Regions from separate parts of the Homo sapiens genome. Here region 2 is linked to region 1. Evidence: chromatin loops called from intact Hi-C (ENCODE). Cell type or tissue: Panc1. All regions are shown on one strand. Each heading gives the region's core, and the rest is flanking DNA. Links, peaks and the distances in the headings are about the cores only. Region 1 holds the start of LOC124904791 (translation initiation factor IF-2-like). Region 2 overlaps ARHGAP35 (Rho GTPase activating protein 35).

Evidence for each region. Peaks named below come from ENCODE experiments on the same cell type or tissue, not always from the same donor. Only the 100,000 strongest peaks of a DNase experiment are listed, where the experiment ranks them.
Region 2: a loop joins it to region 1, with 6 times the contacts of the local background. A loop is called at or near these places in 104 of 110 quality-filtered maps.

What each region holds. Positions count from the first base shown.
Region 1 is chr19:46,864,332-46,871,109 of GRCh38, reverse strand. The region is part of intron 1 of ARHGAP35 (Rho GTPase activating protein 35); the gene reads right to left. It overlaps LOC124904791 (translation initiation factor IF-2-like), which reads left to right and starts at 5,580. Exons shown (of 4, transcript XM_047439803.1): 1 at 5,580-5,717. The coding sequence starts at 5,580. In Panc1, for the core only: no CTCF peak of the experiment used is centred there; no DNase peak of the experiment used is centred there; H3K4me3 peaks cover 35 bases; H3K27ac peaks cover 4,544 bases.
Region 2 is chr19:46,988,102-46,994,879 of GRCh38, reverse strand. It overlaps ARHGAP35 (Rho GTPase activating protein 35), which reads right to left. Exons shown (of 7, transcript NM_004491.5): 5 at 5,205-5,336. Among named protein-coding and RNA genes, the nearest start is that of NPAS1, 28 kb to the left of the region's middle. In Panc1, for the core only: a CTCF peak has its summit at 3,533 (motif pointing right); a DNase peak (open chromatin) is centred at 3,509.

The DNA of each region.
Region 1 (6,778 bases), core at 866-5,865:
CTTTATCAGGTATTTGACCCTGCCCAGATGGGTAAAGTTAGAAACATCCTACATGTTCACATTTGTATATTAAATATAAAGTAATAATTGAAGTGCCTTATATAGAGACTCTCAAATAATTTCCGGCTCAGTAAGAACTATGTAGAAAAGGGAATTATGCCCCATCATATGAAAAAGGGGCTTGTACAACATGCAAAAAATTCAGAAATGGACACTTAAGATTTACGTACTTTTCTACATGTAGATTATACCTTATTTTTTTTTAAGAAAAAACTTAAAAGGGGATTTGCACACAAGAAAATATATACACCTTGTATATACATAACATCAAATCACAACTACTTTAGCTAAGGCTGCCATTTTTTAAGCCTTTATGGTTGTTGCGTGGCTACTACTAGGTACATGCCAACAGCCAAGACCTACTCCACAGCAGTCAGGAGTCTTTTTCTCTTCTTCCTCATTTATCAAAGGTTTTATCTACGTTCCTCAGTTGACTGACCAATCAGAGGAAGAAATTTTTTTTTTTTCTTTGAGACTGAGTCTTGCTCTGTCACCCAGGCTGGAGTGCAGTGGCACGACCTCGGCTCACTGCAAGCTCCGCCTCCTGGGTTCACGCCATTCTCCTACCTCAGCCTCCTGAGTAGCTGGGACTACAGGCGCCCGCCACCACACCCGGCTAATTTTTTGTATTTTTAGTAGAGATGGGATTTCACCGTATTAGCCACGGTGGTCTCGATCTCCTGACCTCGTGATCCACCCGCCTCGGCCTCCCAAAGTGCTGGGGATTACAGGCATGAGCCACCGTGCCCAGCCCAGAAGAAGAAATTTCTTATACATTGACAGCATTAAAAAAAGTATACAAGCCGGGCGTGGTAGCTCACGCCTGTAATCCCAGCACTTTGGGAGGCAGAGGTGGGCGGATCACAAAGTCAGGAGTTCGAGACCAGCCTGGCTAACACAGTGAAACCCCGTCTCTACTAAATAAAATACAAAATATTAGCCAGGCATGGTGGCGGGCGCCTGTAGTCCCAGCTACTTGGGTGGCTGAGGCAGGAGAATGGCGTGAACCCAGAAGGCGGAGCTTGCAGTGAGTCGAGATGGCGCCACTGCACTCCAGCCTGGGCGACAAAGCAAGACTCTGTTTCAAAAAAAAAAAAAAAAAAAAAGTACACAGTGATTTCAGGACATTAAAAAGGTTACCATAAAAGCAGCATCCACCAGCCTCTACCTACAACGTTAACAGGCATTTCTGAAAAATAAAGACCTAGTGATACATTTTATCACCAATCATTTAGGTACGCTATTCCCAGTGAAATAATTCCCTTGAAGTGAAAGCTACTCTAGCAGAAGATGCTGATTTCAAGAATCTAATAATCTTGTATTAATGCAGTGCTGACTTTCATTTGTACACAATCAATTTGTTACTGAACAAAGAACTCTTTTTAATTGCCCATGGCAATTAATGGTAATCATTTTCCTTTGTCTCATTCCTAAGTAGTGCAGGCTGCAAGAGATAAAGCCACAGTTTTGACCTTTCTTTTAAATGAAAATGGGGGAAAAGCACAATGCAACTATATACATACACACACACAATGCAAATACACACACACACACACACACACACACACACACAATTTTTTTTCTTGAGACAAGGTCTCACTCCATCACCCAGGCAGGACTGCAGTGATGCGATCATGGCTCACTGCAGCCTTTACCTCTGGGGGTTAGGCGTTTAGGTGATCTGCCCACCTTGGCCTTCCAAAGTGCTGGGATTACAGGCGTGAGCCACCACGCCTGGCCAACTATATATATACACCTCAGGAGGCTATTAGCTGTAACTAACCAGCATACTTTTAGACTAACATTTTTTTAAAATGCAAAAAGTTACTAAATAAAGTATCATGTCCAGATGTGGAGTCTCAGGCCTGTAATCCCAGCACTCTGGGAGGCCAAGGCAGGTGGATCACATGAGGTCAGGAGTTCAAGACCAGCCTGGCCAACATGGTGAAACCCGACTCTGCTAAAAATACAAAAAAACTAGCCAGGCGTGGTGGCAAGTGCCTGTAATCCCAGCTACTTCGGAGGCTGAAGCAGGAGAATCGCTTGAACCTGGAAGGTGAAGGTTGTAGTGAGCTGAGATGGTACCACTGTGCTCCAGCCTGAGTGACAGAGCAAGACTACGTCACCAAAAAAAAAAAAAAAAAAAAAAAAAAAAATCACGGTGAGCTCCACCTAAATAACTCAAGAGGAAAGATGTATTTCTATCTGTATGTTTCTTTTAATTTTTATTTTTTAATTGTAAATTGGCAAATTGTAGTTGTATATATTCTATGTATATATTTTTAGTTGCCTAAAGAAAAATCTCTCCATTTGTAGCTACCCAAATACTTTTCTACTTGCTGAAAAAAATGTAGATTTAAGGAGTCATTACATGACCAAACATCTCTACCTTCTTCCTGTTAGACTAGTTTACTTACACAGTTTTGTTACACCTGTGTTTGAATTCAGGTCAGACATAAAATGCTCAACTTTTCCAAATATGCTGGCTAAAAAGGCAAGCTGGTACTTGTGGTGTACATTCTTTTCAAAATACTGTGATATGGAACCTACTGTGTGCTCAAATCTCTGAATATGAAAGTCTTCAAGACTATTAATACAGGATCACATCCCAAGGAGCCAGACATTAATCAGAATAGTCTATTCAACATTTACTTCCCTTCACCCTATATAGTTAATTGTTTACAATTGACCATAAATTCCTTAAGGTGATGAACTATGCTTATTCTTATACCCAGAGAGGCAGTGTAGCCTAATAAAATAAACAAATTTTGAAATCAGACAGATCTGGATTCTTCACACTGACTTACTACTTATTAACTGTGTCATCATGATCAAGAAATTTACAATGCAGCAAGTATGCAGATTAAAGTATACTGGGCCAGAGCCAGGCGCGGTAGCTCACACCTGTAATCCCAGCACTTTGGGAGGCTGAGGCAGGTGGATCACCTGAGGTCAGGAGTTCGAGACCAGGCTGGCCAACATGGCAAAACCCCGTCTCTACTAAAAATATAAAAACTAGATGGGCATGGTGGGCGTGCGCCTGTAATCCCAGCTACTTGGGAGGCTGAGGCACAAGAATCGCTGGAATCCAGGAGGCGGACTTTGTAGTGAGCTGAGATCTCGCCACTGCACTCCAGCCTGGGCGATAGAGCGAGACTCTGTCTCAAAAAAAGAAAAAATTTAAAAAAAGGCTGACCAGGAGAGCATGCCCTCTAAGCATTTAAAGCCTGCAAATGGCCATTACAGTTGGTACAAACATCTCCAAAAAAAAAACAACAACAACAACAACAAAAAACTTTAGCACCTGTTTATCTTCTGTCAACATGGACACAATGGGGGCCTACCAAGTACAAGGTATTTTTGCTAGGTGTGATAGGAAATCAAAGATAATATAAGAGGCTCCTCATCCTCAGGAGTTTACTGTCTATCTAGAGAGAGAGATGACAATCAAGTATTATTAGCCACAAAATAAGGCAGAATGGGAACCAACTAGTATAATCCCTTCATTTTTCAAATGAAGGAACTGTAGTCCAGAGAAATGAAAATGATTTGGCTAGTCACAAAGCTAGTAAATGACAGGGCTAGGGCTAGGACCCAGGTTTCTTCAATGTTCTTTACATCATAGGAAGCCGCCTCTCAATTGTCCAAATGCAATTACCAGTTTACTACAGTGGCCAGGACGAGGGCATCATCCAAGTAAGAATGCAGAGATATCAGGAGAGCAAAAGAGGCAGGAAATACCTGCAGATCTATAATACAACAGTCACAACTGCTGCAAAGTACATAAAAAGAAAATGTTCGTTTCAATAAAGGAAGATGAGAGAGATAGGCAAGTCTGGCTATTTTCAACTAAAATAAATATTACTTTCCTGTAATGATACTTCATGGCTGAAAGTATCTGGTTCTCTGCTAATATATCAACTTAATGGCATTTCTCAGTATCAGAGAAGCAAATAAATGAAAATTAGATTGACAGATGCCAAAAGTTATCTTCAAGAATTCTTTATAGATGAAGCCTGATAAAGCACTGGATCAAAAGTTTTGGGAAGATGAACACGAATTATTTGTTTGCATTTCTTAATGCCAGCAATACAAGTGCTGTTCAGACCATTGCTGTTTGAGAGCCTAGGTCAACAATGACTCAGCTTGAAAAATTCCATATCGTTTTTAAAAGAGGTATATGGTTTTAGTTATGTAGCTAATATAATCTGGATAACCCCATCCCCCTAAATTATAAAGTAATCTCCATGTGAATGGTTGAAAAACAGGCAGTGTTTATTTTATATCTGAAAAAGTATACAACAAAGGTAATCCAGTTCATTTTACTGCATCTCCCAGGGAAAGAGCCCCCTACACAGACTCTGGGTTACGGGACTTGATGACAGGCAGTTGGGGATTGGCAGGTGAGAGAGGAATCAAAGAGTAGCAACAGGAGCTTAGTCCTAAGCTCCAACTCTAACTTGGTAAGTGACCCAGGACAACAAGAATCTACAATCAGACCTGGACAGCACTCCAGGCTTCAGACTAGGAAGGTGAAGCCCAGAGAGGTCAAGCAATTTGTTCAAGGTCCCAGCTAATTAGGACAAGGCCTAGATCAGAAGCCAGGTCACTGCCCTTATATAAATCCAGTACTTTTCTGCTGTGGCAGGAAGCCTGTCACAATGCCCTATGCCAGCCTTCCATTCCTCCATCTGTAAATGAGGAGGCTAGACTACGCGCTGATTTTCCCACTGAGTTCCAATGAACGCAAGGCGTCAAAGGAGGTATTTGTGCTAGTCACCTTCTCTCTTCATGCAAAGAATCTCAATTTTACCTATTTTACAGATCGTGAAAAAGAAATCTTACCAACTGGACATCATGGATAGTGCTGTGATGAATAACAAAAGATTTTTTAAAAAAGGGAAAAACAGGCCAGGCGCAGTAGCTCGTGCCTGTAATCTCTGCATTTTGGGAGGCCGAGGCAGGTGGATCACTTGAGGTCAGGAGTTCAAGACCAGCCTGGCCAACATGGTGAAACCCCATCTCTACTAAAAATACAAAAATTAACCTGGCGTGGTGGTGCATGCCTGTAATCCCAGCTACTCGGGAGGCTGACACAGAAGAATCGCTTGAACCCAGGAGGCAGAGGTTGTGGTGAGCTGAGATTGCGCCATTGCACTCCAGCCTGGGCAACAGGAGGGAAACTCCATCTCAAAAAAAGTCACGATTACTGTGTAAATCAAGACATTGTTTAGACTGCCAGGTGGTGACCGACAAAAGTCACAGCAGATCACAGGAAGACGCTGCAAGCGGCCTAACACCTCTCAGGAGACCACAGTGGACCAAAGTTGGGAAGCAGACCAGACTAGATGGAGACGAACAACCACTCCGACCTTTTCAATCTCCAACTATATTGACCTGACGCCTCACCTCCTCACATGCAGACTCACCAAACATCTATTAGGCTATGGTTTACTGTCACCTGTGCAACCCCCACCCTTCCCAGGCTGTGTCCTTTGCCAAAAGTCACCATCAGGTCCATGGATCTGCCCATGAATCTGCACACCGACAACTTCTTTCAACTTCTTCTCTTCTGGATCAATAAGAATGAGTATTTTCTGATTTGTCACTGTTCTAAATGCATCGACCTTCATCATGCCAAGGAAAATGGCGGGCAGGTAAAAGGGCGGGTGGGGAGCATGGCCAAAAAGAGGTTAGTTGAAAACAAGATGATAACTTAAATGAGGAACTTTGATCAGATTAGTTTTTAAGTCTTTACAAAGATTTTCTAGGCAGGGCAAGAGCCCTTGAAAACATGTTACTACCTTGAAAGCAGTTGTCTACCGCCATCTCCTGCTCCAGTCCCCCCACTCCAAATGGCATATTAACTGTGCCAGAAGGCCAAGGCTACCACCTCACATTTCTGTAGCACCCAATCCCATCATGAAAGCAAATGGCAATGCTGGAGTTAGGGCCTCTGCTAGCCTCAGAGAAATCTGACAGTCTTTAAGAACATCGGTTACCAGTTAAGGTGGAAAAATCAGCTCTCTATTCTGTGTGTCCTCTCTCCCTATTATGTAAACTTAGGCTTTTGGCATGCAGGAACTTTTCATGCTGCCAATGATATTAAAACTCTGGGACACACATTTAAGCAGTACTGCATACACAGTTGTTTTTATTCTTAATTATCTGTCACTTCCATATTAATAAAAAACAAAACAACTATTGACACCAACATGGGTAACACAAACTCTAAGATAAATTCAGAAAATTAATCATGACACACAAGGCTAAAAATTTACCAACGGAAATGAACCAAAAATCTTTAAGTCAATAATGGTGAAAACCCATGCCATACATAGATTATTAAAATTACCAGATTCTGTCAGAAAATTTTAAAAAGTTCAAGGGACCATACAAATCTACTATCAGCCCTCTTCACTGTCTCATATACAAATGCCCTAATATTTGATGAGTGAATGGTCCAACTCTGTAGATGACAGTGAATGTTTTTATTTCAAATGTGTCCACACAGAATTATTTCTAAATAAGTACTAAAATAAACAAAGTTTGATCATAGCACAGTTAAGAAAGTCCTTCCAGTAAATGCTCCTTCACAGTTGGATGGCTACTTTAATATACAATTGCCCTAGGCCACAGCAGGGAAAAAAATCAGGCTTTTGATTTACTTAAGAAATAAAATAAATAAACCTAGAACATGCAAAAGATCCCCTTTCCC
Region 2 (6,778 bases), core at 1,185-6,184, 120 kb before region 1:
TGCGAATTCTTTCATTCTCGGATTTGGGAGGCCCCTCCTCCTTGGGTCATTTGTTCATCCGCAGTGGGTGGGAGGAGCAGATATTTACGGGGACCCGCTCCTGCCTGGGTACTATTTTACACACTGGGGATGCAGTAGGGGACAAAAACCAAATTCCCTGCCGCTTACGGTCTAGTGGAAAGAGGGGAAAGGACCCAGTGGGTGCCTCTCTAGTCTAGGAGCTCTGGGCCGGCTCCTCGAGGCCTTCCTGGCCCTGCCTCTGTTTCCCCTCCTGACCACCATCCTCATCCCCGGCGAGTTCACGGCGCCTCTGGCTGGCTGCTACTTGCTGAGCACGGTGCTGACTGGGCTATCCCGCTCCAACCTGGGCCTGGGTGTGGTCAAGCACAGACTCCCGAGGCTCCAAGCCAGAGGCCTGGGGAACAAGCTGGTGGCCAAGAGCCAGCCCAGCCCGTGCACCCTGGACACCTTCTACCCTATGGTGCTGCCGAAGGCTGGGGCCACAGTCTGTGTGGACCTGGTCACAGGGCAGCGGCACACTCAGGGCAGCCACTCACCATCTTCAGTGGAGCCCTGCTGTACAGGGACCCCCAGCTTCAATAGGTAGCCCGCCCGGCCAGGTGTCTACACTGGCCAAAGAAACAGCAGGGGCAATGGGCTCCCTGGTGTCCCTACTGGGACAGGGCCGTCAGGGCACCCAGCCCTGGGTGAGCTGCTGCAACCCGGACCCGCCATGGTACAGGTGCCCAGGGTGGCTTCTCCCCACACCTGGCGTGTGCTGGTTTGTGGATTCCCAGGTCCGCTCGTCCAGACTTTTGGTGTAACCTCCACCCCCTTCAGAGTCCCCTCAGGACCCAGACTGTGGAGGGCCCGATCCTCACATCCTCTGCTCCCTCAGCCTGCCCTTTGGGAGTCAAGACACTTAGTTTTTTCTAACAACAACAACAACAACAAACAACCCATCCTGCTCCAGTGTGTGGTCAGGGGTAGACAGGAGTCCAGGGGCGTGGGCCGGGAGAGAAGGTGGCCTATGGAGGAGACCCCAGCCTCCACACTGCGCTCACCCCTTTGCTTGGCTTGGCTCCAGGTGGCTCTGCTCTTGCTCAGGGGGCGTGGGCTGGGAGCTGCACCTCTTCCTGGGACATCATACTTTTGAACTTAGGGGCCATCGACTGAGACAACAAGAAACGTCCAAGGGAGGCATTTTTGGGCCAGTTGAACCAAGACAGCCTGGACACAGATCCAGCAATTTAGTACAATAGAGACCCCAAGAACTCAGGAGGGAGGGGAGGGGACAGACAGAGGGCACAGGGACCTTACCGATTAGCTTCCCATACCTCTTACAAAACAGACACACCAGGCCTCACAAAGCCAGAATACCGGTCCAAGGTCAAACAAAGTGGCGGCAGAGACCCTGTTCCCAAAGAACACTCCTGCCCTGGCTGTGCTGCGCCACTTGCCATCACTGGCAGCCAGGCTGCCAACCAAGCTCTAGGCCTGGGTCTGCTGCTGCCAGCTCGGTGCCTGGAGGAAAGTCCCTGCTGGCCGCCGCTGACCATCTGCACGCCTGCATCGCCAGGAAAGGGAAAGCCCGGCTCAAGGTCACAGCCCTTCAGTGATCACGCAGGCTCGTCCGGCGTCGGCTCTCCCCGCCCCAGGTGGTAAACAACTCCAAGGCCAAGACCTCACTCTGCAGGGCTCAGGATGGAGAATCCAAGCTGTCCTTCCCCTGGAGACACGGCTTTGCAATCACCTGTTGAATGTCCTGTCCCACCAGACTGAGCCTGGGACCACATATGTGTGTGCCCACTGCCATCTGTCCCTGTCCACACGGGGCCTGGCTAGCTGTGAAATTAATGACCCCGTACGTGGGTGTGAGAAGCACCCCCGTGCCCTCGGGCAGCTATGTGGACAGATCAAAGGAAGGCAGGATCCCAGAACCAGTAACGTCCCAAGGCAGCTGGTGAACAAGAGCCCAGAGAGCAGCAGGGCCGTCCCCTGGTAACCTAGGCTGCACTGTTATCTCTAGCCCCAACAGTCTCATCTGTCAAATGGAAAGGCCGAGACAATGAGCTGGCATCCTGAACCATGTTCGGGTCACACATCCCCTTCAACAATGTGATGAAAATGACTGGTCTCTCCTTAAATTAAAAAGACTGAATTTTGTGAGCTATTACAGGGAGTTAATGCGGACCCTGGAGCCACAGGTCCTTTGGTCCTGACCCTCTGGCTTGAGACGGAGCCAGCTCTAGCACCCCTTCCAGCACAAAAGCCATAGGACAGGGCCTGTGGACACCAGCTGGACGGGGTCGACTCCAGATAGGCAGGGAGGAGGGAGTCACAGAGACGGGGAGAAACCAGGCAAGAGCGACTCTTGAAGGTGGGGGTGGGCTACAGGTAGGAGACAGAACAGGCAGCGCAAGCCTTTTCTTCTGCCTCCTGAAACCCTGGCCCATCTCCCCTGTGAAGCCCTCTTCCTCGCGCCTTCCTTGCTGGGGTTTGTGCACTTCAAGCTCAGCTTTGCTCTGTCTTCAGAGAACTTCATTTGCACCCACGTACGCAGGGACTCAAGCCCCGGCTTGCCACTCCCTAGCGGTGTGACCCTGGGCAGGCTGTATCACCTCTGAGAAGCTGTTTCCTTCTCTGTAAAATGGAGATGTATTATAATACCATCTTCCTCAAAGGAAGATCAGTGGTGGGAATCAAGTGCCTCGTGGAGAGCCGGGCCCAGCCTAGGCAGGCACACAGGCCATGGGCGGTGCGGTTGCTGCTGCTGTTCATTTCTGAATCTCCCACGTGTCACCTTGAGTGTGGGAGGAAAATAACTGGCAAATAATCACAAACGTCTCTATTTTGCGAGTACATTTTCAGCAGTGTTCAATATTGTGAAATTCTGGAGCTAACAAAACCATTTGCTAGTGACCTTGATATTTGTTGTGATGGGATTTGAAACTGGTTCCAAGGCCTGAACATATAGAGACACAATTGCTCTCAGGGATTAAGTAGAAAGAACTGGTCAAGTTGATGTAGCCATGGAAACCCCAGCCAGTCTGGGAAGAGCTACTTTGGGGCACAATCATCTTTTTTCCATAATATCCCTTAACACTACTAACTTTTGCACTGCCTGGTATCTGCGGCTCAGTTGAACCTGGCCCTGCAACATCCACAGCCCAGCTTTTCAGTCAACTGCTATGGCCGGGAGAGGTGCCATGTCAGCAAGATCTTCTCCTCTCCCACCCGCTTCGGTCAGGTTCAAGACAACGGAGCCCCCGCTGAGTACCGTCGGGGACAGGAAACACACAATGGGAAGAGGAAGTGGGAAACCTCCACCCTTTCCCAGGCTGCTGCAGTAGCAGCGGCCAGAAGCCACCTCCTGAGCAGTGGAAGCTGGGTGAGAGCTGCTGTGGGAAGGGTGGCTGATTCCCTATCAATAGCACCTCCCGTTCCTGCCGGCCCCACAACCCTACACAAAAAGGTGCTGTGTCAGCAGTTCCCGCAGAAACAATGGGGTTCTGCCGGGTGGCAGGATTTCACGCACCTCTAGATGGCGCCAAGTCAAGACAAATGCAGACAGGAATTCCCGGCTTCCAGCAAACTGGGTATCAGTCTACGCCTTCCTCTTTTCCTAACTTCCACTGTGAGACAAGCTTCCGTGGAAAGAAAGCTGGCTCCAGAATAGAGATTTCCCATGCGACTTCACATCTGTGCCTGCCTGGAGCCTGCTGGAGAAGTGACTGCTGGGAAAGCCTCTATCTTCAGACAGCAGGATCAGGGGAGAAGCCTGCAACTGTCCCCACCCACTAACTCCCCTGGAGAAACCCTGACTCCCGTCTTCAGAAAGCAGGCTACTCTATGACCCTCCCAGGAGTACCACGCTCTCCTGCCCCATCCCTGTGGGCTTAGATAGGGTCAGGAGCTGTGAACAATTCCAGTCAGCTAAGAGAGTGTGGACAGAATAAGGTGAAGGTGGCATCCAGATTGTGAAAACAGACACCATAGGAAGTGCAGACCCTGGAAGGATGAGCTTGGAGGCCCCGCAGCCCTGTCACTATTGAGGCTCTGACAGTTCAGGGGTGGGCTTCTTGCACACCTGTCTCCTTCAGATGCTACTAAGAGTCAGTGACCCAGGACTCGGGGCCATGCTGATCCATCACCTCCCTCAAATTTCTGCCTACACCATCAGGCTTGTGAATAAATTGTGCTTGTTTAAAGCTCCCTCTTTAGAGGTGGGCAGTGACAAGATGAGACTAATGTCTTGCCCCTGAGGAACACGTCTCCTTTCCTCTTCCCCACCCTCTGGTTGCTGGATCACAGGTGGCTGTGATCTCTGGGCAGCTAGCAGAGACACTCCCTTCTGCAGCTGCACAGCAAGGGCTGCTGCTGGGTCTTGGCCTGCCAGAGGCACAAAGCAGGAAGGCTGCTGATGACTTAAAAGGTAGTGAGGGCCACATGGTGGGACGCTCTGAGAGGTCAGGCATCCTCTGTGGTACTACACAAAGTCCAGGGAAAGGCTGGCCAGTGAGAAGGCTCGCCCATCTGGACAAACACCTCTACAGAGAGGCAGGCTGGGGCAGGAACAACTGATGAGGCAAGGTGGCATGGCACACAGGATACCATTAAAACCAGAGGTGCTAATTTGCTACAGCATCAAATGATTACTTGGCCAGGGCCACTGGAGTCATCTCTTTCCCTCCAGAGGCCGGCTTCCTAAGAGGCTGTAGGACCCTAGACCCATGTTAACTTCATTACATGAGAGGTAGGAGAAGACAGGTAAGAAGAGGGGAAAGAAAAATAAGACCTACTATTAAATAGGCTATTCACAGCCTCACTTCTAGGCCTTTCCGAATAGAATTTCATCCGCAGGAGTAGGGATGGTAACAACGGCAGGACACAAGGGGCAGGGAAGGTTAAGTCGGCCACAAGCGAAGGAGCCAAGTCTGACACCGAAACCATGCTCTTAACTAATGAGAGTTTGGGGGAAACCTGCAACTCTCTTGGTGTAACCCTCAGATAAGCACCTAAGGTCTACAAGGGCAGGAGCCCGATTTGCAAGTCCCATTGCTGTCATCTGGTTAATTCCCTTGCCCTCTGTCCTTCAAACCTCAGCTCTAACAGCCAGCATCCATTCTGAGGGCAGGACCTATTCTTCCAGTGCCAAGCCCTTTCTCCCTCAATCCGCCCAACACTGGGCTGCCGGTACTCACTGTGTGCTTCCACCAAGTCGATCTGCATGTTATACGGGACCAGGGGGTCAGGCAGTTCTGAGAAAAAGCTCTTCATGGCACCAGCCACGGTATTCACCGTAAAGTCTTTCTCTGCCAGGTCCAGGTTGTGGTCTGAAAGGAAGTCAGGAGAGTGAGGCCAAACCATTCTAAGCCAGGCAGAAGCATCAGGACAACTCGGGGCTCAGGAGAGGCTAGAGAAACCTCAAGGAGCCAGAGACGGCCTCAGGACTGGCAAGGATTGGAGGGGTGGGACTTGTGAGCGCTAACGCGAGTTCTGAGGTTCAGGCATGGGCTGGCCCCAGCACCTCTTTCCGAGACTGCTGAACTGCCCCTTCTACCACTCTCGGGGCAGGGGTGCTACCCCCACATGCTGGTTTTTGGTGCCAGGAGCTTGCCTTCATCTGGCTTTGATATGCTGTTGCCTCTTCCTTACTCCCTTCCCATCACAGAAGAAGGAGGCGGCTTTCCTAAAGGGTGGCTCGCTTTCCAGGTAGGTCACAAAGATGTTAGCAACCACTGTGACTGCTGCCTCCATCCTTGTCCCCTATGGTGGGAGGGCAAATAGGCTCATTTTTTCTCTCTCTGGCCCTTCCCAGCCACAGGCACCGCTGACCCATGTCATGCTTTCCTTCTCATTGCATACATACTTCAGTGCGTTCCTGATGACGAAGAAATCTCTACAGATGGACAGTACCAGGTTCCACTATGGGGGAGGTAAGCTGGTACAGGATCTCCCATATATACAAATGCATCCCACACTGGGGGCTCTACCCTCACTTTGGCCTCGTGTCTCCCACAGATTAGCAGGCGTTTCCCTGTCCTGCGGTCCCCTCTGCCTGCTGCCGGCCAGCTGAGCCCGACTGCGGTGCTGCAAGGCGCAAGGGCCGCCCACCTGGGAAGTGGGTGTGGTGTCCACTCTGGGTGGTGCCTCCTGCCCTGGCTGCTGATAGATGGGAATGTGCCCTGCTCTGGTGCTTTTGCTTCTGGCACTGGGGGACGTGGCTTCTCATCCCACAGTGTGGGCAATTCCAAGAGGTAGTTTGGCTGCCTGACTTTAGGCCTCTTGAAGCTGGCTCAGCTTAGGAGAAGGGAGTCCCTGCCAAGAGCTATGTAACTTGGGTCTCTGTCCCAAGGGCTCAGCTCCTCACACGATGGTCCCTCACTTTCTCTGGTGCTGGGACTTTGTGAGGAGGGTAGATCTGAGGCCCTGGCAAAACAGGATCACATCTCAACCCGACTTGTATATCATGTGCCTGCAACTAGCTCTGCATGGGAAAACAGGCAAAGCTCTTCAGTGTGGTGAGGGAGGCATGTGCCCGGGCAACCTGGAAGAGCATCTGTGAGTGGCAGTGTGGGGAGTGGCCTACATGACCCAGCTTGGGCAGGGATGGTGCTTCGGTTCACTGACAGGACCCGGTCCCCTCCTCCCCGCTGCAGCCACACATGGTCTCTTTCTCAGTCTCAGCACCTCGTGGCTTTGGGTCTGTGCTGGCAGGAGTGCTCCGAAGCCCCACAGACAGTTCACCGAGGCAGCTGTGTCTGCCTTGACCAGC